Linked DNA regions of Mus musculus: regions 1 and 2 are each linked to region 3. The links are chromatin loops, found by intact Hi-C in ENCODE. Cell type or tissue: left cerebral cortex. All regions are shown on one strand. Links, peaks and the distances in the headings refer to the core of each region. The heading gives the core; the rest is flanking DNA. Region 1 holds the start of Gm52895 (a long non-coding RNA gene). Region 2 overlaps St7 (suppression of tumorigenicity 7). Region 3 overlaps St7 (suppression of tumorigenicity 7).

The links. Peaks named below come from ENCODE experiments on the same cell type or tissue, not always from the same donor. Only the 100,000 strongest peaks of a DNase experiment are listed, where the experiment ranks them.
Region 1: it touches region 3 in a loop (3.0-fold over the local background); 2 of 42 quality-filtered maps call a loop at or near these places.
Region 2: it touches region 3 in a loop (4-fold over the local background); 2 of 42 quality-filtered maps call a loop at or near these places.

The regions. Positions count from the first base shown.
Region 1 is chr6:17,757,494-17,768,124 of GRCm38, reverse strand. The region is part of intron 1 of St7 (suppression of tumorigenicity 7); the gene reads right to left. Gm52895 (a long non-coding RNA gene) reads left to right here and starts at 5,978. Exons shown (of 2, transcript XR_003956411.1): 1 at 5,978-6,052; 2 at 8,655-10,631. In left cerebral cortex, for the core only: no CTCF peak of the experiment used is centred there; DNase peaks (open chromatin) are centred at 1,638, 3,346, 4,003 and 4,997; H3K27ac peaks cover 1,089 bases.
Region 2 is chr6:17,853,910-17,864,540 of GRCm38, reverse strand. St7 (suppression of tumorigenicity 7) reads right to left here. Exons shown (of 16, transcript NM_001289624.1): 9 at 9,513-9,610. Among named protein-coding and RNA genes, the nearest start is that of Gm52894, 18 kb to the right of the region's middle. In left cerebral cortex, for the core only: no CTCF peak of the experiment used is centred there; DNase peaks (open chromatin) are centred at 3,418, 3,851 and 4,750; H3K27ac peaks cover 2,586 bases.
Region 3 is chr6:17,908,915-17,919,545 of GRCm38, reverse strand. The region is part of intron 12 of St7 (suppression of tumorigenicity 7); the gene reads right to left. Among named protein-coding and RNA genes, the nearest start is that of Gm52894, 73 kb to the right of the region's middle. In left cerebral cortex, for the core only: no CTCF peak of the experiment used is centred there; DNase peaks (open chromatin) are centred at 2,018 and 5,071; H3K27ac peaks cover 2,993 bases.

The DNA of each region.
Region 1 (10,631 bases), core at 891-8,890, 150 kb after region 3:
CTCCTAGTCTTAGACTTTCCCATCTCCAGAACTGTGAGGCAAAGAGACAGATTGCTTCTAATTGACCTGAGCCATAGTGTTCATTCACCATAGCAGAAGGTAGATAGGGACAAGTCCATCTGCTGCTTATCAAAGCTATGGAGAAGCAGTTCATGGAAAAATGACTTTCTTATTTTTAGGGCAAAATATGATTCATTAAAATAGCCAATTCAGCTATATTTTAAATGAAAAGAAAAGTATGCAGAGAGGAGCATTTGTGGGTGAAAGAAAGAATGACTATCAAGTGGCTATAGAAGATGCAGGTCAGACATAGTAGCACAATGAGAAACAACATATAGGAACACACAGAATTGAAGGGAATGTCCCAGTAAAATAATTGTTCCCATAGCAACCAGTTTTCAGCCCTTTGTCCTCTGCAAATATTCTTTAAAAGTATTGGTACCAATGTCCTGCCACTGCTCTGTGTGTTCGTTCATTCTTCACTAACATTAATTCTCTTTTAAAATCCATTCCACTGTCTGGGTAATTTAATGACTGTCTTAGTGAATCTTCTAATACCAGGAAGACATCATGACCATGGAAGCTTATAAAAGAGAACATTTATTAGGGCTCATGGTCCCATGGCAACAGGCAGGCAGGCATGGCACTGGAGTAGTGGCTAAGATCTTACATCCTAATCTACAAGTTGCAGGCAAAGAAGCACATTGGAAATAGTTCTAGTCATCTGAAACCTCAAAGCCCACCCCCACTGCCACACTTCCTCCAGGAAGGCCATATCCTCAAATCCCCAAAGGCTACTTTCCCAAAAATGTTTCGCCAACTGGGGGCCAAGCATTCAAATGTATGTACCTACTGGGGCCATTCCCATTCATGATTCTTTGACACACAAATATCTCAGTCTTCACTGGAGGATGAAGGCAGTTAAGCTTGGTAAGATCAGAATTTATAATGTGTAACAAATCTACTTGCTACAAAAGTAAGTGGTCTCTGTATATCATGAATGAATTTGAAGGCCAGTGGTGAGGAGCATATGGAAGTGTTTGGAGAGAGAAAAGGCAAGGTAGAAATGCTGTAGTTATATTAATCTCAAAAAGAGGAGAGGGGAAACACATAAGCTTCTTGCACAAGCCTTTAAGAGTACTCAAGAGTTTGAGGCCAGCCTGTCTGCAGAGCAAATTCCAGGACAGCTAAGGCTATACTGACAAACCATGTCTGGGAGAAAAAACAAACAAACAAACAATAAACTTGCAGCAGAGACTCTAACCTTTAAATGGAAACTAACTCTAACACAAACATCAGCCAGGCTTTCTTGGTCAGAATCTCCACATCCCCAGAAGTCCCTGATAATCAACACAGTGAGAAGAGGAGAAGAGGGTATAGTAAAATTAGTAGAGGTTATTTTCCCCCACAAGAAAGGTAAAAGGTTTGATGGTATGTGTAGCAAGGTGTAGTTTTATGAAATAAAGTTGACCAATAAAATTAGTGAATATTCCTCAACATTAGATCAATTCAGAGTTAACTATATACTCTTCTGGCAAAGAACACTGCATAGACTATCTGAGACAAAAATAGAAAATTCTAAATATATCAGCATCTGTTCCATGAGCAATGGCTCCTTTTCCCCCATCAGAGGAACTGGTAGGCATCAGCTCTCCACTGCACCAAATGTGCATAGCCATGTCACTAGTGGAGAAAGCATTGGAGTGGGTGTGGGATTGATGCTCACTCTGAATCTCAGGACTAGGGGCTAAGAGGTGAGAGTCACAGAGCCAAGATCAGGACTAGGGGCTAAGAGGTGAGAGTCACAGAGCCAAGATCAGGACTAGGGGCTAAGAGGTGAGAGTCACAGAGCCAAGATCAGGACTAGGGGCTAAGAGGTGAGAGTCACAGAGCCAAGATCAGGACTAGGGGCTAAGAGGTGAGAGTCACAGAGCCAAGATCAGGACTAGGGGCTAAGACGTGAGAATCACAGAGCCAAGATCAGGACTAGGGGCTAAGACGTGAGAGTCACAGAGCCAAGATCAGCCTAGGCCGCCTACTGGGACCCTAGCGCAACAAATAAAACCTAGAATGGGAGCTCAGGACCCCAGTATTTAAAATGAAGTTCACCAAGGAGCATTCCATGCAGAGTTATGACACAGCAGCGTGTGCTGCATAAATGTGCTGCCCAAAGAGGAGGACACAGGCATGTACTTTATCGCTGGTGCCTGAACTTCTAACACTAAACTGCTTTTAATATGCAGAGCTTATTACTGGCAAATCTTGTGTTCTTCTAGCTCCTATGACAGAATTTTCTCCCAGGAACACTGTCCAAATCTCTAAGATGGTTGACCAGCTGAGGCAGTATGTTTTGCAACCACAAAAGAAGAGGGACACAGGATGTAGTCTGAGTGCAATACCCCCAGGATCATAGCCTAGACTTAGGAACAGTCCCTTTGGAACTAACTCCTCAGGACCAAAAAGAGGAAAAGAGGTTTGTTTTCAGTCTTCACAAGGTATATTTTTAAATACCATATATAAAAATATACCTGCAAAACATACTCTGTGTTCTTCCATGTCCTGACTGCTTTCCCCTGTTCCTTTACTCAAGATAACCACCATCAACATCTCCCCATACTAAGCACAATGACCCAAACCAACTGAAAACCTACTGCAGCACATTAGGTAGTAGGCCGCCCATCTGCCAGTTCAGGACGGAACCAGATGAGCCAGACCATACCAGCTATTACAATCAACCATATCCATAAGTAATTTCATGATGTATAAGATGATACTATTTGCCATAGCTAAGAACCACTTGAGCCTTCCTTCCTAGAACCATATGCTTAGGGGTAAGGAGCTCTTGGGGATTATGTAAAACAAATCTTTTAAGTGCACTACTGACTAATTTAGAAGATAATCTTAAAAGTTTTATGAGAACTAATAAAATCATACTTGCCTAGCAGTGGAAGGATTTGAAAAATAAATAGCACTCATTTTCTTGATGCTAAAAGTCAATGCCCACTCCTGGCCAGGGTTGCTGGAGTTATCCTGAAGGGCCAGCGTCACCCTTCCCTGTTCCAGTCTTTACTATTGACTGGTCTATTTTTTTTTTCATTCTAACCTTGATATTTTGAGTGCTCTCTCGTGTAACATCATGAATTTGTCTCCTCTTCATCTTGAAATCAGTTCTCCACAGAAAGCTTTTGTGGTAGAACTGTGTGCTGCATAAAAATACCATGCTGCCAGTGCCTTGTGCTCCTGGTTACCAGCATAAAATGCTAATTGTTGGAGAAGCTGCCTCACAAAACACGTAACTGCCCTGGCTAACACTGTGCCTCCTATTGCAGTTAGCCAAGGCAGACTGTTCACTCCTCCCATCACTAATTTCCTACAGCCAGAATGCAGGGCTCAATCAACAGCCTGAAATTAGAAGAAGGAGCCATTATAAACCGATCTGTAGATTTTGTAAGAGTTTGAAACAGGACATTAGGGGGAATGCAGTAAAAGAAAGAGAAAAGACAATTTGGCTTTCACCACACCGACTCATAGCTCTCGGAGAGAATCTGGAACTCAGTTTAGACTGGTGTAGACTCAAGCAACTGGGGCTTTCCCACCCAATGCAAAGCATGTTTTTATTACACAACACCTACTTAAACGCACTAAATGGGAAGCAGAACCAAACCCTGTTTGGTAGTATACAGGATTTTCCGAAGATCTAATTGTCATCTAAATGTCTGGGCCCTCTACCTGCTTACTCACTAGTGTTCTTGGAGAAGCCATTTCAAACAATTATGGATGCCTTGTACAAAACAGAGGCTGGACAGACAGCAGCCGGTACAGAGCCCACCATGCTCCCACACGGCACTACTCCTACTACCAAATCTCAAAAACAAGCAGAAGTCCCTTGCTAGCGAGTACATCATGCAGGAATTTCCTGTGCAGATAAACCAACTGCACTGAGTCATGATCATTCTGGGTTATCCATCTTCCCAGACCTGACTTTTTTCCACCTCCCACAATACAAATGATAAAATATCCTATGTTGTGTGGGCTCGTTTCCAACCATCTGTACAAGTAACATGACCACCCCCACAGCAGCTCAACTGTAGGAAGAGAGCTTAGCTGAATGAAAGGCAGTCTAGAAATGTTACGGTTCCAGGAGTTCTAGTCAAGCACAAGAAATCCAAGTCTTAACACATGGATTGAGCTCCAAGCATAATAGCATTCCCAGGAAGCCATTTTTAAACAGCAACTAACTACTAGTTACTTGGTAGTCTGGGACCTCCTCAAATGTAAACCAGCTCAGGAAAAGAAAAGCCAGTAACTCAGGCTCATGATGCTAATATCTTCACAACTTTCCAAATGGGTTACAAAAATAAGTGTGAAGTCTCTATTAATGTCAAGAATTCCCAATAGTTTAGCTTTTTGTATTATCAGTAGCTGTTTGTTGATTCACATTAGCCCCCAAACTAATAGTTTTAGGACAAACTATTTTACAAAGAATTTACTCATTGAAAACAATGGAGTTGGGGAGGGAGAAAATGGAAAATAGAAAATAGCGGGGGGAAAAAAGAAAACCAAACAAGACTAATCCTAATTTTAGAGGCATTTAATGTCCAGAGAGAGAGAGAGAGAGAACATTAATTCCACAGACAGAATTTAATTTTATTTACTTAAAAATGTCACGTCAAGAAAATCCTGAAGGCATTCATCAGAAAAAAAAAAATCTTCATACTGGCCAAAGTGCCTAAAAGATGAACATTTCCATTACTAAAATGAAAATAAAAAGCAAGAAGAAAAACTAAGTTGCTATGGCAAGAAAGGGTCTAACAACTATGGAACCGTCTCAGTTAAAATGTCTATGATTGTGTTTTTACTTTACGCAAACTGGATGTGTCAATGAGAATTTGAATTTGCAGATGAGTTGCTTTTTTAAAGTCTGCAACACCCCCCACCCCCGGGCCGAAAACTAAAAATAGAAAATGTTGCTTTCATTCATGTGAAATAGTTTACAAAGAAATCAATGCACAATATCAGGAAACAAAGGCAAGACCTGCTCCGCATCCCTGAATTATTGTTCCAGACTGACACTACACACAGATGGCGTTTGCAGACTTCAGCTTCCTCAGCAAGAGAAGCTGGAGACGGGCTATTTAGGATTGAAAACAAATGGACTGCAGTCAGGTGGGCAACTGATCATTTCCCAGCAGATGACCTAAGTTCTCAGGGCCCAGTAGTTTATTGATAGCTAAATAAATTTAAAAAAAAAAAAAAAAAAAAAAAACAAGCTCTCCCATTGAATGCAAAATTACCTTTGCTTCTTGGTAAGAGCTTAAGAGAGACAAGGCTGTTGGAACTACAGAGATTGCCAACATGGACTAGCACTAAAAAGGACTGACAGACAAAGCTATTTCTTCTGTACCCCACTATGAATACTAAAAGAAACAAAGCAAGAAGCAAACCCACAGGTATTTTTTTCTCCCTATAAATAGTGATAGACTCTGTCCACCCTCACTAAAAAATCAACAGGTTTGGGTTAGTGAGATGTCCCAGTCAGTGAAAAGGCACTTTCCATGCAAGCCTGGTTGCCTGAGTTCAAAGCACTGTACCCATAGTAGAAGCAGAGAGCCAACTGCCAAAGGTCTTCTGACCACATGTATGAGCATACACACACACACACACACACACACACACACACACACACACACACACACACACACAATCATAATCATCAACTAAATTTTAAATGAAAACATGCATCAATTTCCTCAGAAGGTAAAAGTGGCAATGAGTATTTACGAAGTCTGGTATAGTATCTATTAAAGTATCACAGAACCTTTAAATAAAGAATTAAAAAATGTATGACTTTAAGACAAATAAAAGTAAACACATAAACATAAAAAACAACCATATACTAGCTGGTGGCTACTTGTATTTAGAAAGATTCTCTTTTCAAATCAAGCTTAAAATAATACCGTGTATGTGTGTGTGTGTGTGTGTGTGAATTCTATTTAGATTTCAGACATGCTTCTACAATAAAGAGGACACTGGCATTACCGCATTTACTTCAGTAAGTAAAACTCTCTGGAATGAGATTAGGTATAATTGGTAGCTGACATCAGGGTAAAACCTGAAACCACTAAGGTTCCCTCTGTAAAAATAACTCTTAGCCTCCCTCAACACATATACTGCTAACTATTAAGTGGACAAATTATTATTAATAGTCAATTTAACACATAACAAAATAAAGTCCAGGCTTAAGGAAAACACACTGTAACTTAGGGTATGAGGCACTAACACACATGACTGGTAGAACACCATCTTACAAGAACAAGAGATGTTTACTGAGCCTTCATCAGAAACAGCTAGTTTAAGGCACTTAAAATTCAAAACAGTGCCAGAACACACAATTCCGTGTGTCCTAACTTTACAGAGGAAGTCATTGAGAAGCTAAATCATCTGCCTATGGTTAATAAGTAAAGTAAGTTAGTAAGTAAAGTAAGAAGCCATCCCAGCAAGCCCAGCGCTTATAACACAGTACCCATGCTGCTTCATTATACTGTCCAGCAGCATGCTTTAAATGTAGGCTATTTTTAGCAGGAAGGGGCTCAGGGAAAGGTGGAGAGATTGAGATGATATTGAAAATCAAGTTGAGAACATGTGTTCCATGTGTTAAGACTCTGCTGATGGGATGAGGGTTAAAGGGACAGTTGGTATTCAGAAGGGACATCAGATAGAAAGATTACTAAAGCTATGAACAGCTAGGAAAATAAGAAGGTCCAAGTGGAAGACCCTGTATGAGAAAATGCATTTTGGAAAAGAGCAAATATATACAAGGTAGTGGTAGGAGTTAAGACAAGATAGGAAAGTTGGGACCATATGGTGGCTGGCTTAGAACACCCAGTCCAGGAGTTTATATTTAGTTCAAAGAGCAATGAAAAATTACTGAAATGTTTTTTAAACAGGTGCTGAGCATTAAGGACCATAGTCAATAAACTAACTCACACAACAGAATATGAATTGCACAATTCCAAAGCAATGCTAATTTTAAATCACAAAAAAGAAAGAAAATGCTTGGTAAGGAGAAAAACTGTTTGGAAGGACACAAGGGGCCTTTCTAAAATAACAGGAATGTCAGGTTTCTTACTTTGGGAGAGATCAATTATGTCAGCTGTATATCACCAAATTAAAAAAAAAAAACAAAATGCCATGTGGAGCAAGCCTGGGCAAAGCAGTGGCTCTGAGCCTTCCTAATGCTGTGACCCTTTCATACACTCCTCATGTTGTGGGCACCCCCAATCAGAAAATTATTTTTGTTGCTACTTTGTAACTTTAATTTTGACTGTTATGAATCATAATATGCAGATGGTCTTAGGTGACCTCTGGGAAAGTGTCATTTGATTCCTAGGGGAGTTGTGGCCCACAGGTTAAGAAATTCTGGGATAGAGAAAGAAGAGATTAGGAGAAAAGGTGAAGGAGACTATTACAAAGACCCAGAGGAATAGTACCAGAAGCCATGAGATGGGATATGAAGAGAAACAAAAAGGACCAGTATCAAGTGAGAGTGTGTGTGTGAGAGACAGAGAGACAGACAGACACAGAGAGAGAGAGAGAGAGAGAGAATTGATATAAAAGTATACACATAGAAATTACAATTTCATTCCTGCCACATGGCAGATACCAAAGCTAATGCTTAGTTTTAATCCCATTCTTTCCCTTCTGTATGTGCTTTAAGTTGCTGCTTCTATCCTTGTTTACACTCTATTTTATATCAATTAAATGTATTCGTTACATAACTACCAAATGTTTGTAGCATGGAAAATTTTAGCCATTCAGGAGATCTGTCCACTTTACACATTATAACAATGCCACAAGATTAATTATTACACCCATTTTTCGGGCAAACAAAGCCAATCTAATGGATAAGGTGCCTAAAACAACATCACAAATGTAGGCTATCTTACTTGCCTGACAAAAAGCACAGCTTCCTTAGCATTGTGCTATATAATATATGTTTATATCGTAAAAATATTAACAAAATAGAGCTGGCAAGGACTAACGCAGGAAAGGGATGATGTCAGCCCAAATGAACCCTCAATATAGTGAAATATTCACCTTGCAGGTTTCCAGAGGCTACATTAGTTAACTAGGTTTAATTTCCTACAGGACCACCACAAGCTTCCCATAGCAGGAACGGGGAGTTTGATGTGAGCACTTGTGGCATTACGTGTACAAACTCACAAATTCATATTTATAAGATATGTGCCATATGCCATTTCAGGCAATTCGATCTCTATCAAATAAAGTCATGAAACCTGCAGATTTTGAAAATTATTACAGGTAAAGCAAATGATCAGGGAAAGTTCTTAGAAATTTAAGTTTTAATTTTTAAAGGTGACAAATGTTACAGCAAATCTATTTTGAAGGAAGTTTTGCTTCATCTCTGGAGATCAGGAAGAAAATGGATATATGGGAGTCTCTGGAAAGCTGGTGACCCCAGAGGAAGACAGGAAGGCTTAGAAAGGAGATCTCTTTTGTTCATTTTTCTATTACATAGTACTTTTTCTAGGGCCATGTAGCTGGTTAAGTGATGTAAGTATATTCTTCTCTGTGTATTCTTTTGTTAATGGATTAAGAAAGCAGCTCTAAGCTCTGTTTTTGTAATTTTATAGCTGAATTTCCTATGCTGGACCAGAGTCAAGGCATAAATGAAGGGAGACGCGTGCTACCTTCATGAAAGCATGGGAACATGCGCTCAGCTGACACGGGTGCTTCCACTGGCCTGAGCACCTCATCTGATCTCCAGGTCACATGTGTTGTCATCACCTGACCTCCACACGTGCACCACTATATTAACATGCCCATACCCATAAAATACAAGATGAAAACTCAACTGCTGGGTAAAAGAAATGAGCATCCCTATTCACACACACTAACTGCGATCACAATGGATCACTGCACACACATCTAGAAGAAAATATAGAGGAAAAATATTCTCAACCTGAAAGTAACATAACTTTTTACATAGTGCATTAGAAACTGATAAATAGGCTTGGTCAAAACTTAAAAATCAACACTGTTAGGAAAACACAAAAACAACAACAAAAACTACATGCTATAAGAGAGTATTGCCGTTATCTAGATTTAACAAAAGTACTGTATCAAAGCATATGAGGAGCTCTCAAAACTCAGTAAAGACTTCATTTTTAAAATAAGTTATTTAAATGATATCTCATCAAAAGATGACATACAAAGGACCAAGAAGTGTGTGAAAATCTGCCCAAGATATTTCAGAGTGAGAAAATGCTCACTGACATCACAGTATGCTATCACACGCTCACTAAAGGGCATGAATTGAAAATGCTGACAAAGCAAATATTGGCAAGAACAGGGACAAAATCAACTCCCCTCCCCTGTGGTAAAACACATACAATGATCCTGGGAAATGGTTTGGCAATTTCTCAAAAACGGCACTTCCAGGTATATAATTGTTGAGAAGGAAAATGAAAGCCTGGGGTCTGGGGATGCAGCTCTGGGAGGAGCTTTGCTTAGCACACGTCACGTCCTAAGCTCAATGCACAGCTCCACAGAGTCCAACAGCCAGGTAAAATCAAATCATAGCTAAGAACTGAAAACATGGCCACAGGAGGAATCCTCACAGAGTATTTATATGGGAGCTTTATTCACAAGAACTTAGGACAGGAATAAACTCTCTGTAGAACCAGGACTTTTATTTCTGTTATTCAACATTAAGAACTCTCAATAGCTCCAACAACATGGCTGAAAACATGCTGAACAAAAAAAGTATACAGTGTATTTTTTTATACAAAATTGTAACTAGGGTAACTGGCTTTAAAGCATAGGGGACCTCTTTGGTGTGATAAAAGCATGTTTAATCTAGATTGTAATAATGCTGACTACAAGAATATACACATTCCATCAAACTATACACTGAGACTGAATATACTTTATGTAACATGAATCATGTTATTTTAAAAACTGATTTCCCGGGGCTGAAGAGACTGCTCAGTAGTCAAGACCACTTGTTACTCTTGCAGAGGAACCAGGTTCTGTCCCCAGCACTCATGGAGCAGCAAATAACCTGCTCCAATATTGGAGAGATCCAATATCCACTCCTGGCCACTGGATGAAACAGGAAATAAGGTGATGCGCACACATGCATTCAAGCAAAAGACACACAAAATAAAAGTAAACAATGACGTGGTTTCCCTTAAATATTCTGCATATTTCATAATACCAATTTAAGTAATAAGTATTTTTCCTTTGATTCATGTGTACTGGCATAAAAAATAAATTTCTACTACACAAATTTATATTTATTTGTATATACTAATTTAGTATTATTGTGTCTATACTAATTTTGTATTGTAATGGCAAAAATGAATAACTAATATTGAGATAGGATACAAGTCTAAAATATTCACTTTCTGAAACATTATATTAAATATTTCCAAATCCCTGAGCAGTGCCTCTTTAGTCTAGAAACTACTTGTGGCAAACTCTATTTTCCAGATAAAGCTGCTATTATATTTTCCATATTGCATGCTCTTCTGCAATGTGACCTTGCTACTCACACCCTCACCACAACACGGTTTTTCTTTGCCTCTCTTTGAATCTGGCTCATCCTG
Region 2 (10,631 bases), core at 1,051-9,050, 55 kb after region 3:
TTTTTAATGTAGGTGTATTCTGTCTGCATGTACATCTACATGCCAGAAGAGGGCATCAGATCCCTTTATAGATGGTCATGAGACCACCATGGGATTGCTGGGAATTGAACTCAGGACCTCTGGAAGAGCAGCCAGCCCCCCCCCCTCCCCGCGCCACACACACACAAAAGGCAACATGTACAGTTGTTATCCCAGTACTGGGGAAGAGATGTCAGGTATGCTCTGGGGTATACTGACCAGCCAAACTAAATTACTTGGCAAGTTAAAGACTAGACTCAAAAGATAGATAGTACCTGAGGAACATCAATTGAGATTGTCCTGTGGCCTCCACCTGGACATGCATATGTGCATGTTTATTTATGCACACACACACAATTCTAATAAAATATATTTTATAGTTTGTATAGGGAACATTAGTACTCTTTTACAAATCACTCATTTGGCTAGTTGATAAACAGCCAAATTAAAACCAGTTAATGTTGGGCAAGTTTTAACTAATCCCAGCCGTGCGTGTTGTCTTTCTTTTTTGATGCATGCAGAGGAATAAACAAAAGAAGGTGGACAGTGACTGAGACAAACACCTGAGCTCAACCTCCAGCCTCCAACATGCTGTTTCACTGAAAATGGGTCATTTAGTAAGCCAAGTATGTTCTCCATCATAGAAACTGTCTAACCAAGGCTGGTTACAGCCAGCGCACCCACCAGGAAAAGAGTTCTTTCTTAGCATGCAATATCTTCAATGTCATCCACATTCTGAAGGTCTATATGGTATTTCATAGTCAGCTCCAAGGTCCACCTTATGTTTCTGAGACAGAGTCTCTCCTTTCTCTCTTCTCTCTCCTCTCTATCTCTCTCTTAATCTTCTCTCCTCTCTCCTCTCTCCTCTCTCTCTCTCTCTCTCTCTTTCTCTCTCTCTCTCTCTCTCTCTCTCTCTCTCTCTCCCTCTCTCTCTCTTTTTGACTTCAGAGCTCACAGATTGACTAGACACACTGGCCCAGCAAACCTCTTGAATCCTCCAGTCCTTGACTTTTCAGCACTAAGACTACAGGTGTGCAGCGCCTGCCTTTTACAGAGGGGACAGAGATGAGAATATGGTCATCCCACCTGGGTGACAGGCACTTTACCAAGTGAGCCATCTCTCCAACCTTATGTTTTCTAAAGCATGCTTTAGAAAGTATAATTCTATTTTTATTATCATATGTGCTATGGTTGCAGACAGGAACCTAGCATAACTGTCTCCTGAGGGGCTTCATCCAGAAGTGGATGGAGGCAAATGCAGAGACCCACAGCCAAACATCAGGCAGATCCTGGGAAGTTTTGTAAAAGAGTCAGGGATAAACATGAGCAAGCAAGGGGTAAAGGACACTATAAGAAGGTTGACAGGGTCAACTAACCTGGGACAATGGGGACTAACAGAGCCTGGGCCACCCATCAGTGAGCAGGCAGAAACTGGTCCTATACCCACACACACATATTTGTAGCAAATGTGCAACTTGGTCTTCGTGTGGGTCTCCTAACAAATGGAATGGGGCTGTCATAGTTTCCATTCTCTGCCATTGGCTCCCCTTCCCCTTCTCTGGACTTCCCGGTTGGACCTCAGTGGGAAAGGATGTACCTAGTCCTGCTGGGACCAGATATCCCAGGGTGGGGTGGTACCCAGAGGGACTCCCCTTGGGGGAAATGGGGGAAGAGATTTGTAAGAGTGGGACTAGGAGAAGAGGATGGAGGGGGCCATGATCAGGATGCAAAGTGAATTAATTAATTAATTAATTAATTAATTTACAAAAGAAAATAGAATTTTTATTATAATAATTTAATATTACAGAAATCTTTTTTTTAGGTATAGTACAATTTTCTAGTTCCACATTATTTTCTTTTGCTTGTACAATGGTACTAAGGGTATCCTTAAAGAACCCCCCTTCTCAGGGGATCTTTATAGCCAAACTATTATATAATAATATACACTTTTCTTTTTTAGTCTTATATTGTAGTACTGCCAGAGTCCACATGTTGAGACTAGAAAGTAAATTGAGAATCGGATGGGAGACCTTGGCTGTCTTCTACTCAGCTAGGCACTAAAGAGATCTGAACAAGAATTAAAGCAGTGACACCCTTTATACTTCTTTTGCCTGAATAAGACAGTTCTTTTTCATAAGAATATTTGTTCATGTGTAATATATTTACAATTCTATTATGAAATGAATAAATCTTTAAAAAGTATCAGTTTTAATTTTTAAAAGTTGGTAAATATGAAAAATAAGCTTATACATATAAAATTTTGTGGTTTGAAATAATTTTAAAGGGACCCTGGGCCTATAGAGTTTTAGAGCTATTAACTTATAGTAACACCAATTTATAATTGAAAATTTGAATCATATTATATACAACTTTTCTTCACATAATGACATAGCTTTAAGATGATGATAAGGATGGAAATAAAAAATTCTTATTCATCATACTGTCCTCTGACAAATACTTTGGATCGATCTATTCATTGAATACTTTTACTCTGAGCATTTTTGATGTAAGCAGACTGCAGACTGTACTCTTTGGAGCGCTTACCAGATATGACCTCGAAAAAACACTTCCTAGAACACAGTGAACAGCACAAAATTGTTGGTCAGTAGTTAGATGGTACTTAAGACTCTGAGACTAAATGTTGTCACCCAGGATTGGCTAATTGGGAAGATGAAATCTTTTGATGTTAAGAACAGTGAGTGGAAGAATATCATGAGATAGACATAAAATACCTCTTCTACTCACATGTTGAAGGCCTAGCCACCAACACAACATTCGTTGGTGGGGGTTACTGGGGAAGTGAATGGATCATGAGGGCTTTGGTATAGTCAATGGATTCATACATGCATAATTCAATGTATAACTGAATGGATTATTGGGAAATGGTGGAAACTGTGGCAGTTAAGGCAGACTGGATCATTCACTGTATGCTTTTGAAGGCTCTATCTTAACCCTGGCCTTCACCCATCCTCCTCTTCTTCCTGACTGCCAAAACTTGGGTATATCCTTCTACCATAATGAATTGCCTTAAGCACGACCCAGAAACCATGCAGCCATGTGAATCTGAACTGACACCTTTAAAACTGTGAGTCAGCAAAAATTTTACTCTCTTTTCCTATCTCACGTATTTGTCGCTGTGACTAGACACTAACACAGAATGGTTTTCTAAAATTGAGGACATGTTTCCGAAGGCTATGACATCTGTGTCAACTGGGAGGACAGGAAACAAAAAGAAAAGTAATACTGTAGAAACAGTAAAATACAACAATTGAAGGAAATGGCTGAGACTTAAGGAAAACTACAGAGAGCAGGCCAAACACGTGGCATTTTAGAAGGGCTCCAGACTCTGGGAAAGACGACAAACACTGATCTGAAGGCAGCACAAGAAGCAAAGACGGCCACTACTCTTCACTGGTCTTTTACCTGGACATCAGCAAAAGGTCCAGCTTAGGTTATTCTTCCTACCCTTGATACCCCACAAAATTCCATCTGGGCAAAGCAGCCCTGCAGCCAAAGCTAGTAAAGTCTAGGGGTACTCTGGAGACCTGTGCCCAAAAAGAGTTCAGGCTACAAATGAAGCATACATAAAGTCTTTGCAGAAACAGATCTCCTTAGTTGCAGGAGCTCTAGTCTGGTACTCCTTAACGAGAAATGATTCTCCACTATTAATATCACCACTGCAACCTAGTGTATTTGGGAATGTCTGTAGACAACTGAAGACTGATGGGACATAGGTCGCTACAATACACAGGCCAGTCTGCCTCATCCTACAGGACAGCTTCTCATAACAGATGAATATATGACTCAGAATGTTCACAGAGCTGAGATCTGCAAAACCTGCTCTGAACAGATGATCACAGAAGCTTTTAGGTTCTGTTGGAGAGACAGACTAGTCCATCTTTATGGTTTATTCATATATATAACTTGAGAAGTATGACTAAGGAGTAAGAAGACATCTGCCTTGTGAATTCCATTTCAAATACATTCAAATAGGACCAAGGTAAGACAAATACATAGCTGTTACAAGGAGAAAGAAAAAGACAAAGCAGTGTTGCATACCAAACACCAATGATAAGAACCAAGACAATGGCTTTCCCTTGCATTTAAGACTGGAGAATGTGCAACTCCATTCATTCTGAATAGTCACCACATTGCAGCAAAGCTCCATGGCCAACATGGTCCCTTGGCTCTACCGACTTCCAAAACACGCCTTTTGCACTAAGGCGCTCCTATATGATTATTTGCAAAAGAGTTCTATGTAAACGGAGCTAATGCTCTAATAAAACAAAACGAAACAAACAAAACGAAACAAAACAAAAACCCTGAAACTGAAGTAGTTAACATGTTGTTCTAAGGATGGAGACGTTATTAATCTTGACAAGGGAGGGTCAAATGTACATTTACTTCATCAGTATTTCATGACAAAAATCCACTGTTTTATTTGAACAATTATATAATCTTGAGTCATGGAAACAAAAGGAATTCTCTTTAGCTACCTTCCCAGAAATCCTGTTGTTCTTTCAATGAGAGCACAGCAAGGTAACAGTTTGTGCTCCTTAAGGCTTCTCCAGAAAAACTTCTTTAAATGGTCCTGCTTCCAATGTAGATGGCAGTCTAACTCTGCCATTCCACTTTAAAATCTGCTCAAGGAAAATTTAAACTCATGCATATGGAGAATAGATAGTTATGTCTCATTGAATTAGTAGATCCTCCTGCCTTTATCAGAAGGCTTCCTGGAACCCAGTGTGCTATTCTCTCAGAGGAAATGTTCTGGAGAGACAGTTTATACACATGCTGTTAAAGCAGTTACCTCTTGAAGAAGTATGACTCACTCATCCAAGTGGAGTGAGGCAAGTCAGCCTGGGACAACCCTGTGCTACAGCCCAGCAGCGTTAACAAAAGGAGAGGCATCAACCTCTGTGTTCTGTATGGCATGCTAGGGCACTTATGAAGTTTCTGAAACATCACTTTCAATATTCCCCTTTAAAGCATATCTATCCCAAGACTGGCACTGCTCCTCATACGAATATGGTCAGAGATTCTATTGATGGATACTCCATAGCCTCTGAGGTGATGTGTATTGGTATTTTAAGAAATGAAAGATTGTTTTGATCTGTAATATAAAAGTCATACCTATGTATATGCAAATAAATATTCATATAATATGTAGATATATAGAGATATGTAAATAGAACCCAAAATAGATTATTTGATTGACTTATTCACTTGAGAAAACGAAATTGATTTGATGTAATGACGGATCAATTTCTCTAATCTATTTAGCAAACAGTGAAGGCATGAAATGTCATGCTCTACCTAGCAAATATGCATAGTTCTATGACAATTTCTAAAAATGAATGCTTAAGTTTTAATTTAAAAATAAAATTGGAATTATCTCAAGATGTCCTTCAAGACAACTGGCAAGAAAATCATCTGCATAACTTAAGTAATGGAAAATATGAAGAAACTATAAGCATGCAAATTGCATGCCAAGTGTGCTTGCCTTGTTTAATGAATCTCCTCACCAAGCAGAGGTTTCCTAATGGTGGGAAGCATTATTCCCTGCAAATGGAAGTTTAAGTGAGGAACCCACAGAAAAAATTGAGCTTCCTTGAGTCCAGGGCATGGCAAAGGCAGAGCCATGCCTCTTGACTGCTTGCTAGTGTCTCTCCCCCTGCATCCTAGACTTCCTCTCTAAACTTATATTTGGGCTTGATCAGTAAGTAGAATTGTAGATCGTAAGTAATATTGAGCCAAAAGACAACCATACTATATACATGGTGGATATATTGATTTTAAGCATAAGAAAATAAGCAGAAAAAGACCAAGGGAAACTATTGAATTAAAATAGCTAGAATTTGCTTTTGCTATGGAAATGACTAAGTACATTTTAAGATGTTCCTCTGTGTATTATACCTGCTCCAGGTTAATTAAGGGTAAGAATAAGAGATAAGCAGAAGGAAGGGGAGGAGGAGAAGGAAGAAGAGGAGGAGGAAGAAGAGGAGGAGGAGATGATGGCAGTGACAATAAGAACAAAGGTAAAGGATTAATATGACTGGATGATGTTAAGATGGAGAAAGAAACACTCTCTCACTCCATCCTTTGTTAAGGTCCCAGCTCTGTTCAGCCACAGAAACTGGTAGAGTTTCTTTGTTGTATAAGGTGATGAAACTTCTAGAAGCTGAAAAGTTTTAAGAACAATTTATGTCTCCTCAGAAACCTCCTTTTCTTAAAGTTAGCTCTTATGTGATATAATGAATATGTTTTAAATTTTCTCTTCAATTAAAAGAATTTCATCCTGGGTGAGCTCATATCGCTTTCTTTCTTTTTTTTTATTAGGTATTTTCCTCATTTACATTTCCAATGCTATCCCAAAAGTCCCCCATGCCCACCCCCCACTCCCCTACCCACCCACTCCCCCTTTTTGGCTCTGGCCTTCCTCTGTACTGGGGCATATAAAGTTTGCAAGTCCAATGGGCCTCTCTTTCCAGTGATGGCCAACTAGGCCATCTTTTGATACATATGCAGCTAGAGTCAAGAGCTCCAGGGTACTGGTTAGTTCAAAACGTTGTTCCACCCATAGGGTTGCAGATCCCTTCAGCTCCTTGGGTATTTTCTCTAGCTCCTCCATTGGGGGCCCTGTGATCCATCCAATAGCTGACTGTGAGCATTCACTTCTGTGTTTGCTAGGCCCCGGCATAGTCTCACTAGAGACAGCTATATCAGGGTCCCATCAGCAAAAGCTTGCTAGTGTATGCAATGGTGTCAGCATTTGGAGGCTGATTATGGGATGGATCCCTGGATATGGCAGTCTCTAGATGGTCCATCCTTTTGTCTCAGCTCCAAACTTTGTCTCTGTAACTCCTTCCATGGGTGTTTTGTTCCCAATTCTAAAAAGGGGCAAAGTATCCACACTTTGGTCTTCGTTCTTCTTGAGTTGCATGTGTTTTGCAAATTGTAACTTATATCTTGTGTATTCTAAGTTTCTGGCCTTTCTCTACACAAAGAATAAACAGGCTGAGACATAAATTAGGGAAACAACACCCTTCTCAATAGTCACAAATAGTATAAAATACCTTGGCGTGACTCTAACTAAGGAAGTGAAAGATCTGTATGATAAGAACTTCAAGTCTCTGAAGAAAGAAATTAAAGAAGATCTCAGAAGATGGAAAGATCTCCCATGCTCATGGATTGGCAGGATCAACATTGTAAAAATGGCTATCTTGCCAAAAGCAATCTACAGATTCAATGCAATCCCCATCAAAATTCCAACTCAATTCTTCAACGAATTAGAAAGAACAATCTGCAAATTCATCTGGAATAACAAAAAACCTAGGATAGCAAAAACTCTTCTCAAGGATAAAAGAACCTCTGGTGGAATCACCATGCCTGACCTAAAGCTTTACTACAGAGCAATAGTGATAAAAAAAAAAAAAAAAAAAAAAAAAAAGGCATGGTACTGGTATAACGACAGAAAAGTAGACCAATGGAATAGAATTGAAGACCCAGAAATGATTCCACACACCTATGGTCACTTGATCTTCAACAAGGGAGCTAAAACCATCCAGTGGAAAAAAGACAGCATTTTCAACAAATGGTGCTGGCACAACTGGTGGTTTATCATGTAGAAGAATGCGAATTGATCCATTCCTATCTCCTTATACTAAGGCATATCGCTTTCATAATCTTTCCTTTCCCTCTCCTGTCCTCTGGCTCATCCTCCAGAGGCAAGCTGAGAAAGGTCTCTCAGTCTGCCCAGGCCTGTGTGCAGCTCAGGAACTCAAAGCTGAGCAGGAGGCCACCGCTGTAAGCTCCTGGGTCACTTTGCTTTTATAGAGGCTGTTAGTGATATAAGCTTCTAATTTAGGAATATAGTAGAAAAATGAAGTGCTGACAATGGATTTTTTGAGATAGTTTTTAAAAGGAAAATTGCAGATGCAATTCACATTGATATCAGCTTTTGATGAAAATGATTCTTACTAATGACAACAACCAAAACTGAAGACAAAAGTCCCTTAAGTTGTTTTCCCTTCGAACCACTGTTCTGTCTTGTAGGGATACAGTCATGGCCTCCTTGGGTCTCTCTTGCTTACAACTTTTCCTTCTTCATTCTCCCTTGAACTTCATTACAGGAGTTTAGCACTTGGACTGAAACCCAGGTCAACATGCATGCTCAGCATGTGACCTGCTAATAAGCCAAATCACAATCCCTTTGATCAGTAGATCTTGTGATAACCACAACTAATAAAGTAGCCCGGTTCTCAGGAGTCATGGGAAAGTGGTTGAAATCACTACCATGGGAGTCGCTTATTATAATATTAATTTGAATGTAACTGGATGGCCCATAATTCATTTCCTAAAAGCTATGTACTGAATAAATAAAGCATCTACCCCTTCCCAAGGCTCAGGGCTCACTGCAGAAGGGGCATGAAGATGGACTGTGGGAAGCTGAGGAGTAAAGGACGACAGTGAAGCAGTGTTCTCCAGACATGACAGGAAGTAGAAAGAATGAACTCACAGAGCTGTGGCTGCATTCATGAGACCAGTACAAGATTCGGTCAACCCAAACCCCAACATGGAAAGTGTAGACACTAACTCCCACTCCTCGCTAAGGAGCTATTGGCAACTGATGGCTACTGGGAGAAGGCTACCCATCTTCTAGGAGCTGGCCCTATACCACACACCACACACAATATACCATATACTATACACCACACACCACACACATACACCATACACATACACCATATGCTATACTCATGTACCATACAACATACATATATACCATACACCATAAACATACACCATACACATATATCATACACATATACCATATACATATAGCATACACATATACCATACACCATAAACATTAAATTTTAATATTACATACATATATACCATACACATACACCATACAAATACACATATACCATACATCATACACCATAGACCATATACCATACACTATACACAAACTGGTAGCACTGAGTGGACTCAATGTATAGAAAAACAAAGAACACATGAAATTGGGAGGAAATATTGAGGCAGGAAAATTCTCAAACAATTAAAAATAATTAAAGTAATGGAAATGAAAATACCTTGACCTAAAGTTTAAAAATAAAAAAGTAAATTATCTAAAATGGCCAATCTCATTATTGGTTTCCTGCTGACAGTCGCAAAGGCTGATTCATAAGGATACCTACTGAGATTTTAAAAAATATGTCAGTCACACTATATTAAAAACTTTGTGTATTATCTCGTTTAAACCTTACAGGAAGCTTGCGAGGTTATTGTAAAAACTGCTGTTACTTTACGGATAAGAAAAATAGAGCACAGAATTAAGAAAATTGCCCCAGATTGTTCACTCTGTCAGTGGGTCATTTGGAAGCTGGCTTAGGCACTTATGTGACTATGGTATTATCATGGCTCAGCCTTCGAGGCCCATTTGCTCAGGTCCACTGCTACCAACCCAGGCTAGGATGTAAACTCACATCTCTCATCATCTTCACTGCTTCTCTGGTCCTTCCAAGTCTCCGGGCACACATCGCCAGCCTTCTTTTGATATAGACTAAGACATTGGTGTCTCGTCCTGAGAAGAGAGATAAAACATCAAAAGTTAAAAAACAAATCAATAAAAACCGAGAGCATTAAGTTAAGCAGCAAGAAAAATGCAGAGGCCAAGGAGCTAAAGGGATCTGCAACCCTATAGGTGGAACAACATTATGAACTAACCAGTACCCCGGAGCTCTCGACTCTAGCTGCATATATATCAAAAGATGGCCTAGTCGGCCATCACTGGAAAGAGAGGCCCATTGGACTTGCAAACTTTATATGCCCCAGTACAGGGGAACACCAGGGCCAAAAAGGGGGAGTGGGTGGGCAGGGGAGTGGGGGTGGGTGGATATGGGGGACTTTTGGTATAGCATTGGAAATGTAAATGAGCTAAATACCTAATAAAAATTAAAAAAAGAAAAGAAAAAAAAAAAAAGAAAAATGCAGAGGCTCATTTGTGCTACCCTGGTCCTTTGGCCTTGCTATTGCCCAGAGCACAGAGGACCTACTCTGTTAACTGTAGAGTGTGTGCAGAGTAAAGCAAACACACTGAGATGCGCAGAGGCCAGGACGGTGACTGGTTACCCAATCTGTGCTTTTGAGTTCAACGTGTGGACGATTTGACAATAAATAAAATCTCTGTCATTCGCGGCCGAGAAAATGAACACACCAACATTGCATGCAGTTTACAAGCAAGAATTCCACATTCCGTAAGTGTGCATGCTTTTGGTAAAGATGCTGAGGGGTGAATCTCGGGTTGCATCCTGATGAACTCTTTTTTTTTCCATTCTTGACATTAACTCTGGAGAAGCCTCATCTTGAACTTCTGGTTCATATTATTCTTTCTCTAACACTAGTGACATCATAATCATCTCCAGGTCCCAAAAGCAGTTGGTTTTAGATGGCAATATAACACATTCCAGATACGACAACAGTACATGCAGCAGAAGGAAAAACTACCCTAGTGTGAGAGACAGCACTGACAAGCTAAACAGCTACAACAATAGTCACGAAAATGGCCCCTACAAAGTATATTAGCAACTTCTTATCTTAATCTT
Region 3 (10,631 bases), core at 871-8,870:
TGGACCTACAGAAATTACCAAATACTACTGTCCTGCTAAAGGACCATAGCAATAAAATCACTCCTAAAGACATTCTTCTATCCTCATAGACCAGTGTCCCACTTGACCATCATCAGAGACGCTTTCTCCAGAAGCAGATGGGAACAAAAAGATCCACAGATGGACTATGTGTAGTGAGAGACCTTGGAACACTCAATCCTAAATGGTACATCTCCATCAAATCCCTTTGAAGTTCAGGGAACTTTGCAGAGGAGGAGGTCGAAGGATTGTAAGAACCAGTAGGCATGGATGACACCAAGGAAACAAGGCCTTATAGTCAGAGCTGATGCAGATGTGAACTAGAAGACTGTGGCAGCATGCACAGGGCTTGCACTGTAAGCCAGAAGGAGTCCCTGTGCAGAGATGTTCAGGTAGACATGGGCTCCCATCCTTAACCCAGAAGCTATCTCCAATTGACAATCATTTGCAAAAGAAAAATTAATTTTCTCTAATGTACTCTCACTGGGTATAAAACCACACTTAAAGGCAGGGTGCTCAAATGGTCAACATAGAACAAACTCAATGTTATTTTTGGAGGGTTTTTGTTTCATAATGCCTTATCTGGGCACATTTTGACCTTACAGATCTTTTGCTTACATAGAATGGTCTCCAATTTTTTTTTAAATAGGATTTCTATGTGTGCAAGTGTATGCATGTTTCTGCATCTGAACATGTTTCTTACACTTTTTCTTTGGCTCTTTTTTTTTCTTGTAGTTTTGTCCTATTCTGGATTTGCCTATTTGTTTTCTAGTAGAGAGAAAAAGTGGTATGGATGAGTAGTTAGGAAGGTGGGAAGATCTTGAAGGAGCTGGGAGAGGATAAATTATGCTCAGAGTATGTTGTACAAAAAATTGTATTTTCAAGAAAATTTAAAATTATATTTAAAAAAATCACATTGTATAGATACACAGATTTCTCAAACAATAAGAAAAAATATACAAATACCCTTTGTTAGGAACATATACTCATTGAAAATAAATATGCATTATAATAAAACTATAATAAATAATAAAACAAAATGTAATTTTAAAAGAATTGTTGACCACCAGGATATCTACATGCCCTTGACAAAAGGTAGTAAGTGTTAGGGAGACAGAATGGTTCCTTGGTGTCCTTGGGATGCAGGCCCGTGTCTCCAGGGACAGCACACATAGTCCACAGTATAGGCTGTGAGGTGATGCCCTGCTCCCCTCTAAGCTCCTCTGTTCTTGACGCATGGATATGCTCTCTACAGCACCAGGCTTATATGTGCCCCTTTGTCAGCTCAATCACAAAATCCTCAAGAACATAAACTTTGCTGTCTTGATCTTAATTTGTCTCGATACTCCCTTTAAAGCACCTTTAACATACATATGCTAACTTAAATTCAAACATTATTTCCCAAGAACAGTCTCAAAGTAAGCACTCCTGACCTAGTCAGAGTAATGAGGGCAACAAAAGCAATTCACCCAGGAGACTTAGCCCGGCATTCTCGCTATATCTGTTTTATGGCAGGAATAGGTTATGTCTATAACGGAGATTTATACTTCTTATAGTTCCAAATAGAATGTTGGCTGTAACCAACTGATGAAGGCTAATAACAACAATGTGCTGTGTTTGGGGCCAAGCTTAAAACGGCTGGCAATATCAGGTCTCAACATGTGCAACATTTAAATTAGAAAGGCATGGAACAACATTTCACATCCTACTTGTCAAGAGGAAAATAAATGGAAGAGGGCAGATCCCTATCCACAAGTATGCAGAAATCAATTAGGCTAACTGTACTTTGCAAATCAGAGCACATGCTCTGCCTGTCTGTATTAGCGACTGGGTTTCTATTAGCTAAGTCAGCATTCTGTGCTATCTTGCCTGCATCCTACCTCTAACATCCTTCCCAGATTCTCAACCACACTAGTTGAAGAACAGCACTTCTAAAGGTTTCGGAAGCAACTTTTCAAAGTCAATTTGTGTCAGAATTGTGTTCCTTATGCCTGATACATTAGCACGTAAAGCCAGAGCATAGGGAAGCAGAGGGCTCTCGTGTGTGAATGAGTGGTGCCTGCTCCCGCAGGCATGAAGAAGAGCTGGCTCATTTAGAGGAAAGCTGCCACAGAAACCACTCCAAGTGACAGACTGCCAAGGTTTCCCTTTTCAAGGTATAAAACTCTATAGTAACTTGAGGAAAAACAACTCCCAAGTTATCCTTCACATAGATACTAATGCAAAGGAATTAATTTGTTCACATTTCTGGAATGTTCAATACCAACACCATTAATCATATGAAAACCATCAGCAAAATATAGGGATAAAAATATGAAAGAACAGGGTAATTAAATTCCAGCACCTTAATATGACAGCTATCAAGTTACTCTCCAAAGCCCAACAGCAGAAAAATATTTATTAGCATAGAAAATGTTATGATATTTTGCTAAATAAAAAAAACAGTCTGTCATACTATACATAGCAGATTGTTTTGATAATAAAAATTATGTTTGGATATTAAAAAGCATTGGAAGACATGAGGATAAAAGTTAAGAATAGCTAAATATTTACTATTATGGGAGATTAATTTCTTTTGTGTTCAAATTTCCATAATTTTTGTAATAATCATTATTATTTTCCTTTATCACTTTCCTATATTATTACTTTCCTGTATACATATGGATCAGCAGTAAGAGTACTTCCTGCACTTGCAGGGTCCTCAGCTTTGCTGCCAGAGCCCACACTGCCTCCCAGTCACCTGCAACTCCAGTTCCAGGGAATTTATGCCCTCTTCTGCTCTGTGCCAGCTCCTGCAGGTTCATGCTGCACGTAAAAACATGCAATCAAGCACACACATATACATAAAGTAAAGAAGGAAGTGGACAGACCTGGGGAATAGAGGAGTTCAAGGGGAGAGCTGGGAGGGGAAAGATGATATAAATCTAGTAGTCTCATATTTGAAATTCTCCTCAATAAAACACATATTCAAATGTAAAAAAGTGACATTGATATAGAAGCAACATATGCTGAAGTTCATTGTTGACTGCTCCTTTCTCTCAGCAGCATGCATGTAATAAGATAAAGTATCTCCAGGAACTGTGGTTCATTCAGCCATTCTTGTCATGCAGAAGGAGGCATCCATGCCAGGGACCCTGTGTTGCCTGCTTCTGCCTGCCGCCTGCCTTTATGGATTGCTGCTTAGAATCCTGCTCTACAGTATGGCCATGAGTCTGGTTATGTTGCCCAGTTTCTTTGCTCTTCCTTCCACAGGCCACACCTACTCCAACAAGGTCACACCTCCTCATAGTGCCACTCCTTATGGCCAAGTATTCAAACACATGAATCTATAGCGGTCATTCCTATTCAAAGTACCATAGTGTCAAAGTTTAGAAATGAGATATGATGATATGGAAAACTTCTACAAAGTACCAATGGAGAAACACCTGTGCATACACATTCACTGGACAGCAGATCATTTTACTAGTCAATAAAAGGTGAAATTCTCACGTAATTGTAAAGAAGAGTTCTGTTATCCTGGAGAATTCCCACACATAACTGAGTCAGTTTCTAGGTTAAACCCATGAGTAGTTTTATCACAGCACTTGATCTGGCTACTGGGGGCACCAATTGACCAACAAGGAAATAAGCATAAAGCAAGTCTGAATAAACAAACAAATCTTCATCTATGGTCACAGGTATCTGCGTCTCCCCGGCCTGCTCACCCATTCATCAGTGACTTTCCTTCATTTGTCGTTCTGACAGTATATCCTAAGGAGAAATATGAAAGTGCCAAAGTAGGGTAGGCCTTAGGGACAGAGATGGACATACCCACGATGTTTTCAGGTTCATAGACATGGGATTAGCCACAACTTATATAAAGATATAGAAGGACACACCAAGTCCTCCAAAAGAACAGACATAAAACTATGTAAAGGCTCAAGGAAAGATAGAACAGTATGCACACCGTATCTCAAACACACAGATCTTGTAGTATGTACAGGATGCCCCAAGACAAAGTGCCCAAAAACTACCCCAAGGGCATGAATGCAAATCATGCTATGCTTCTACCTTGATCTTTGATCCTCCATAACCTTTGTGTGGGAGAGAAGGAGGAGGAGCAAGATCATGCCTATGCAAAGAAAGTAGAACATACTTAGCAACAATGACATAAACAGACACAACTGTCTGTAGAGGTTTACAGAAATGGGATGACACAACAGTAAGATGAAATGAGCAAGAACGACAAACGTGGGTGTGCAGAGATGCCAAGACCAGAAGTGAGGCTAGACAATGGCCCTGGAGCAACAAAGGGAATAGGTAGTACTTAGGCTCTGGTGAAGTGTGAACATTATCATCAGAGTAACTGCCTACATCAACACATAACAAGCATAACCCCAGAGACTCATAGGAAAACTGGGGGCTTAGGAGGTTCAGTAGCTAACTCATGGCTGCACAAGTTGCACAGGACAGAACTTGCATCAAGAACTCTATCTTGATGCTTTCTGCTACTATCCGAGGAAGGGAAATAAGAAAACACCACTCAAGACATCCTTCAGAATGTGTCCTCTATCATGGGATTACTCTATATTTTCCAAACTTTCAGACACAGACTACTCTATTCAAAGGGAAAACAAGCAATCAAAATACTATGTTGACTCTACGGTGAAGAAAAAACCTGGGTTATGTGGAGAGAGAGCTGAAAGCAGTTTGCAGACACATTATAGCTTCTAAAGTGATCCAAGGCACTGCAATGGCCTAGAGAGAATAAGACTTTGAGAGAAATGGGGGAGGGGAACACATGCCAGACCAACAGGCAGGGAAGAAGCAGAAGTTAGAAAATCCTTAGAAAGTTATAGACATAGCCAAGGGGAAATGAGTGGAAGAGAAAGGGACTTAGGACTGGGACTTAAGTGTCTCACAGAACATGAAGTGGAAGGAGGAGCTGGGTGAGGCTGGGAATGTTGCCACTTAGGAACACAGACTAATGTAAGGTCCTCAGCTGGGATTTCAACACGGGGGCAGGGGGCTTGAAGAAGTGTGTTCGCAGTGGGAAGGTGACAAGCGGAGTCTAAAGTATCTGCAGAACTTTCCTAGACAGATGGCCTGTGGGAGTCAGGTGTGAAGTCTAAAGTCTAGAAAAGAAGTTTGGGAAGACAGGCAGGAGCTGAGCTCTGGAACCTATGAAATTCTACAGGAGAGTTTTAAGCATGAGAAGAAAGGGCTCTCCCCAAAACCAGCATGAATAAGTAAAAAGGACACAGAGGAGTGTGTCTGGGACTCAGGGGTAGAAGTGGCGTGGGGTTGGGGCTACCTCTAGATGTAAGAAGTGGCTGGAGGCTGGGTGCTGTGACTCACTGCTCCAGCAAAACATGCAAGATGCACTGGGTTAATGTCCAACAGTTCCTAATGAAGAAGCGTGAAGGTCTGCCAGAGGAACCAAAGGCGGAGGAGAAAAAGCAAAGCAAAACAAGATAAAACAAAAACAAAACCACGCCAAAACAAAACAAAAACAAACAAAACAAGACAAAACAAAACCAAAAACAGGATGAGGGCTAAGAAGAAGCCATAGGATCTGTTGGCTGAGGTCGGGGCAACTTTGGAGCCCTTGGCTGGAGAGACCTTCCAAGGTGCAGTACCAACATGAGCAACATGCTTTGTTAGAAAGGACTCCTTAGGGACTTTCTATGCTTGAGAAATCTGACTTTAAAACTGTTTTCTGTTCCTTTTCCTTTGGGTTTTGCTTCTACAACATATCTCCTTACTTTCTTGCAAAAATGACTCTGGAACAAAATATGGCTCGAAGAAATGTATACTGAAATAATATTTCTGCAATATACCACTGATATACAATATCACAATCTGGCAGCATATTTTGAATTCTGCTTCCATGCTTCAGGCATCTTTAAATGCTAAAACTCACTACACATTGTTTCCTAAATTGGATTAAAAAGCGATTTTTATCCTCTGTCAATCAGCTTTACCAAGATATAAAGAGAGGATTGCTTTAGAGTATACATGAAGTAGAGTTCCCATCATCCTAACAATGAGTGCAGTCACCTCATTAGCATATATACTGAGATATTTTTCCTTCACATCCCTCTTGAAATCACTGTGAAATGAATTTTTAAATTGACAATAGATGAACTTTTTGAAAGAAATAGTGATTTTTGAAGGTAATGCATTTCTGTCATAAATTTAATCCTTTTTAAAATTTTCTCACATCTTAATATGCAGAGTTTGATTAAAAACTTAGTTATCAATTAGGTGAAGTCCTTCCATCAGGCTGTCCTGTGGGTAAATTGAGTTTCAGTGATACGGTAAGCATCCTTCTCTGTGAGGAAGGAACATCAGGAAAAATTAAGACAAAAGTTTTCCCCTATGGCTGTTTGTGATTTCTCTTGAGTATTCCATCCATATTATTTCTCACTGCAGGGAGCTAGCCATGGCTCCTCAGCCTGTCTATGCTGTTCAAAGCAGTTGTGGCACCTCCAGTTCTATGGGTGGGGGTCAGTCACTTGAGAGTTTCCGAGGTAGTGGTGGCCCCTGGACATCTGTTGTACGTTCTTTAGACTAGATGCATAGGTGGTTTGTGCTGCTGGGTACTGTAGACTGGCTATGAAATGTCCCCAGGGCCAGGTGTCTCCTTTCTGTCTGTTTCCCTGTACCTATTAGATAGGCAGTTTCCTCCTCCATAAACTTCTGCTGAAATCTATGCTGCACCACAGATCTAATGGACAGCCAACAGGCCCAAACCTCTGGAAGTGTGTGGGAAGCAAATCTTTGCATTTCCTAAGCTGATTGTCCCACTCACTAGCACACACCGGGAAGCTGACTGCGCATGCTGGGTTAGTCGACTCTTCACTTTCAGCTGGAAGAACTCTGGCCTTGTTTATTAATTAAGGTCTCCAAGATTTCTGCGCGAGGGAGAATGTTGGTTTTCATTTCCATGCTTCCTTCCCTTGGAAGCTAAACTACTGTGAGTGGTCAAGTGTAAGCTGAGCAGTCAGGGACAGTGCTGGGACAGCAGAGAACACAGGGCTTGGGGGCCTTCCCAGCCACACTTTCTAGTCTGCCAAGGTTCAACTGTTAGGGTCAGCATGCTTGAGGGCTTCAGGGCTGAGAAGATGCTTTGTTCATTCTGCATATTCTGGGGCTGGGTTGAGTATCACACCAACACTCAAACTCAAGCAGTTCTCGACCTGTGGCTCGTGACCCCTTTAGATATCCTGCATATCTGATATTTAAATTATGATTCACAAGAGTAGCAAAATCACAGTTACGAAGTAGCAATGAAACACTTTTATGATTGGGGTGCACCAACGTGGGGAACTGTATTAAAGGGTTGCAGCTTTAGGAGTGTTTGACAAGAGACTGAGGTGCATAGTTTACATATCAAAGCAGGCCTGGCCTCCAGGTTCTCCCAGTATCCTTCCTGGCAGGCCTGCCCCTAACCTTGAACTTTCTAGCCCAGGGCTGGGAATGTCCTTCCTCCAGAGGCTTCTCCCTATATAATTCACACATTTTGGATTTAGTTCCCTCACTTGAGTAACAGAGATGATAATATGGAACATTTAACAGTATTGTTACAGGAAATAAATGAGTGGTATAAAAATAACTAAAAAAAATTTAATTACCTTAATATTATGAAGGAACTGTCAGGAATTTGGTGGTGATTTAGTGGATCATCAATAGGAGCTGAAGGATTTATAGCAAGTATGCAACTTGTGTGTGTAGGTATGTTTGCTACAGTGTTAGGAACTAGAGTGTGTATAAAAGATGTCTGGAGTACCCTCTATTTAGTATGTGTATCAAAGTTTTGTGGTTAATTCTAAAACCTTAGTTTGTGAAATGTAAACAGGTGGAGTCTCCCTACAGTACAATCACCAATCAGGTGAAACTGATGGAAACTAAGTGACCCTAGGTGCTCTGTCTCTGATGGGGATCCTGGCTGTCAGTTTGACCAGACTGAGAAGCACTTAGGTAATTCCTAAAGCACATCTCTGGGTTTACCTGTGAAAGCGTTCAGAGAGGATTAACTGAGAAGAGAAGACCTACCCTGGATGTGGGCAGCAACATCCCCTAGGCTAGGGGCCCTGATAAAATAAAGGTAGCAAAGAAGAGAGTTGAGCAGCAGGGGCACATTCATTTCTCTGCCTGTTTCTCTCCCACTATTCTCTTACCTCCTTTCTATTCTCTTACCTCCCAGGTTTCCCACTTATCCTCTTCATTTCCCTCTCTGGGTTGCCATGATAAAAGCTACTCCATTCTGCTATGCTCCTCCTAATCTGATTAGCCAAAATAAATAATCTCTCCCTTTAATTGCTCCATCGGATTATTTTGCATGATAGCAACATTAATGCAGAAAATGCATACCAGACAAGCAGGGTCATTGTTGTGATATTTGACAGTGTGGTTCAGAGGCCTTTGAAACTGCTTTGTGGTAAAGAGTTGGAAACGTTTGATCTAGAATGCTATAAGCAGAACATAGTAGGCAATTCTGATGAGCCTTCATGAGATGAGAATGCCCGGGAATGTAGTTAGGAAAGGCTATAATCATAGGAATTGGACTAGACATTGTTTGTTATTCATGCCTTAATACTCTAAATGAAGCAAAGTTGAGTTTAAAAGTGGTAGATTTAATCTTTTAGTGGAAGAAATTTCAAGGCCACCAATAATTCAAGTTATGACATGGTTACTGCTCGCTGATTTTAGCCAAGTTTACAGTGAGAACTGTGATTTAAAAAACAAAACAAAACAAACAAACAAACACCAGCACAGTGGAAAGCTTTAGAAAAGCTTAGAGCTTACTCATAAAAGAACCATGTATAGCTCTGAGGCCAAAGAAAGTATGGCAGGATCATTAAAAGGAAACTAAATACCTAGAATAAGGACAATAAGAAGGGTACTTTGAGGAAATCTTAGAAATTATCCAGACCTCATTTATCACAGGCTTAAAGCTATAAAAGTTTGAACTCATCTGAAAAATGTGTCTTTGAGAAGTCCTCTCCCCATGCACAGAGCCACTAAGAGAAGAGCTGTCTCCAGTCGTCTAGGCACTCGAGGTTGCTGCAGCTGCAGTCCTGGAGAGCTTGTACTGAAGAAGACTTTGGAATCATCCACATTGTGCTAATTATGATAGATATGCAGAATGTAAGAATTACGGATCCTGAAAGCTTCTATGATCAATTCTAAGAAAAGCCTGGGAGGCCAGGTAATGGGTGTCAGGGTCAGCTTCTCTTCAGGTGGCCTCCAAAGGGTGAAGAGTGAAGCTATGACAACAGAGCCAGAGGTCAAATGGAGAGGACACCCTTGGAAGTTAGATTCTAGGACCCAAGCCCATCTGAAAAGGAAATCTACAGGCTGGGAGCAGAGCCAGTCTAAGAAGGGGGCCTTGGGCCTACAGCCAGAAAGGTAGTAGTGGCTCGACTGCCAAAGCCCTTGGGAATTCATTTCATGCTACCATGTGATTCAGATACCAAACTTGGAGTTTCAATATTGAATATTTACCTAGGTTTTAATCTTGTACTGGTCCCATTCCTCATCTGTGTTTTCTTATTTAGACATCTTGAAATAGGAATACTTGCTCTGGGCCACTGAAAGTGCGTTACTTAATTTTTTAAATTTTATTTTAAAGGATTTTAAGAGAAAATGTTTGTGTTGAGTCTCAGTGTAGGCTCTGAACTTGAGCTTTTCAACAAGGATAGACTAAGACTATTGGAAACAGATTGTATTTTGTATTGGAAATAGGATGTGAGAGTTGGGGTATTAGCTCAGTTAGTAAAGAGTTTGCCTTACAAGTGAGTAGAACAAAGTTTGGTCGCCAGAACCCATGTGAAGTGCTGAGTCTGGCCACATGCACTTACAGTCCCAGTGCTGGAGGGGGAGAAACAGGTGGATCCTTGGAGCTTAGCGGTCAGCCAGCTTAGCATATAAACTCCAGGCCACTGAGACTTTAGCTCAAAACAATAAACGAAACAGCAACAACCAAAGGGTGAAGGCACCCGGGAACAGCAAATGTGCACTCACATACACATGCACTCACACAGATGAACATGGACACACACAGTTAAAAGAAAATGATGCACATGAGCCTTGAGGAACCTAACGTGACCACTGTGATTTAAGAGATATGCCTGGGTGTCAGTGAAGGGTAAACTTAAAATGGTTCATCTTGCTAGTTAACTTTACTGGAGAAGTGCCTAGGAGTGTTTCAGAGAAAATGTTAACACCATCCCATAGGCTACAAGACCAGAGGAAGAAAAGCAGGAAGAAGGCTGTACTACACAGGCTTATTCCTTTCCATCTCTTACCCTTTCTCTCCCTCCCTTCCTCTCTTCTTCCCTCTCTGTCTTTTTTCTGAATTTCAGCTCTCCCCTCCATGATTGACTGAAACTTTGAACCAAAATCAGTAAATCCTCCCCATGTAGAGATTAAATGCATAATACACTACTCTCTTCTCTGTTCTTATGATTAGAAAAATTAAGTGAGGTTAAATAACTGAAATCCTCTCAAAGAAATTCTGTACTTCTAAAACGATAGGACATTTTCTCTTATGTCACCACTATGCACTGTATACATATATTGAAATGCCACATTCTATTTCATAGATATATGCAATTATTGTGTACCAA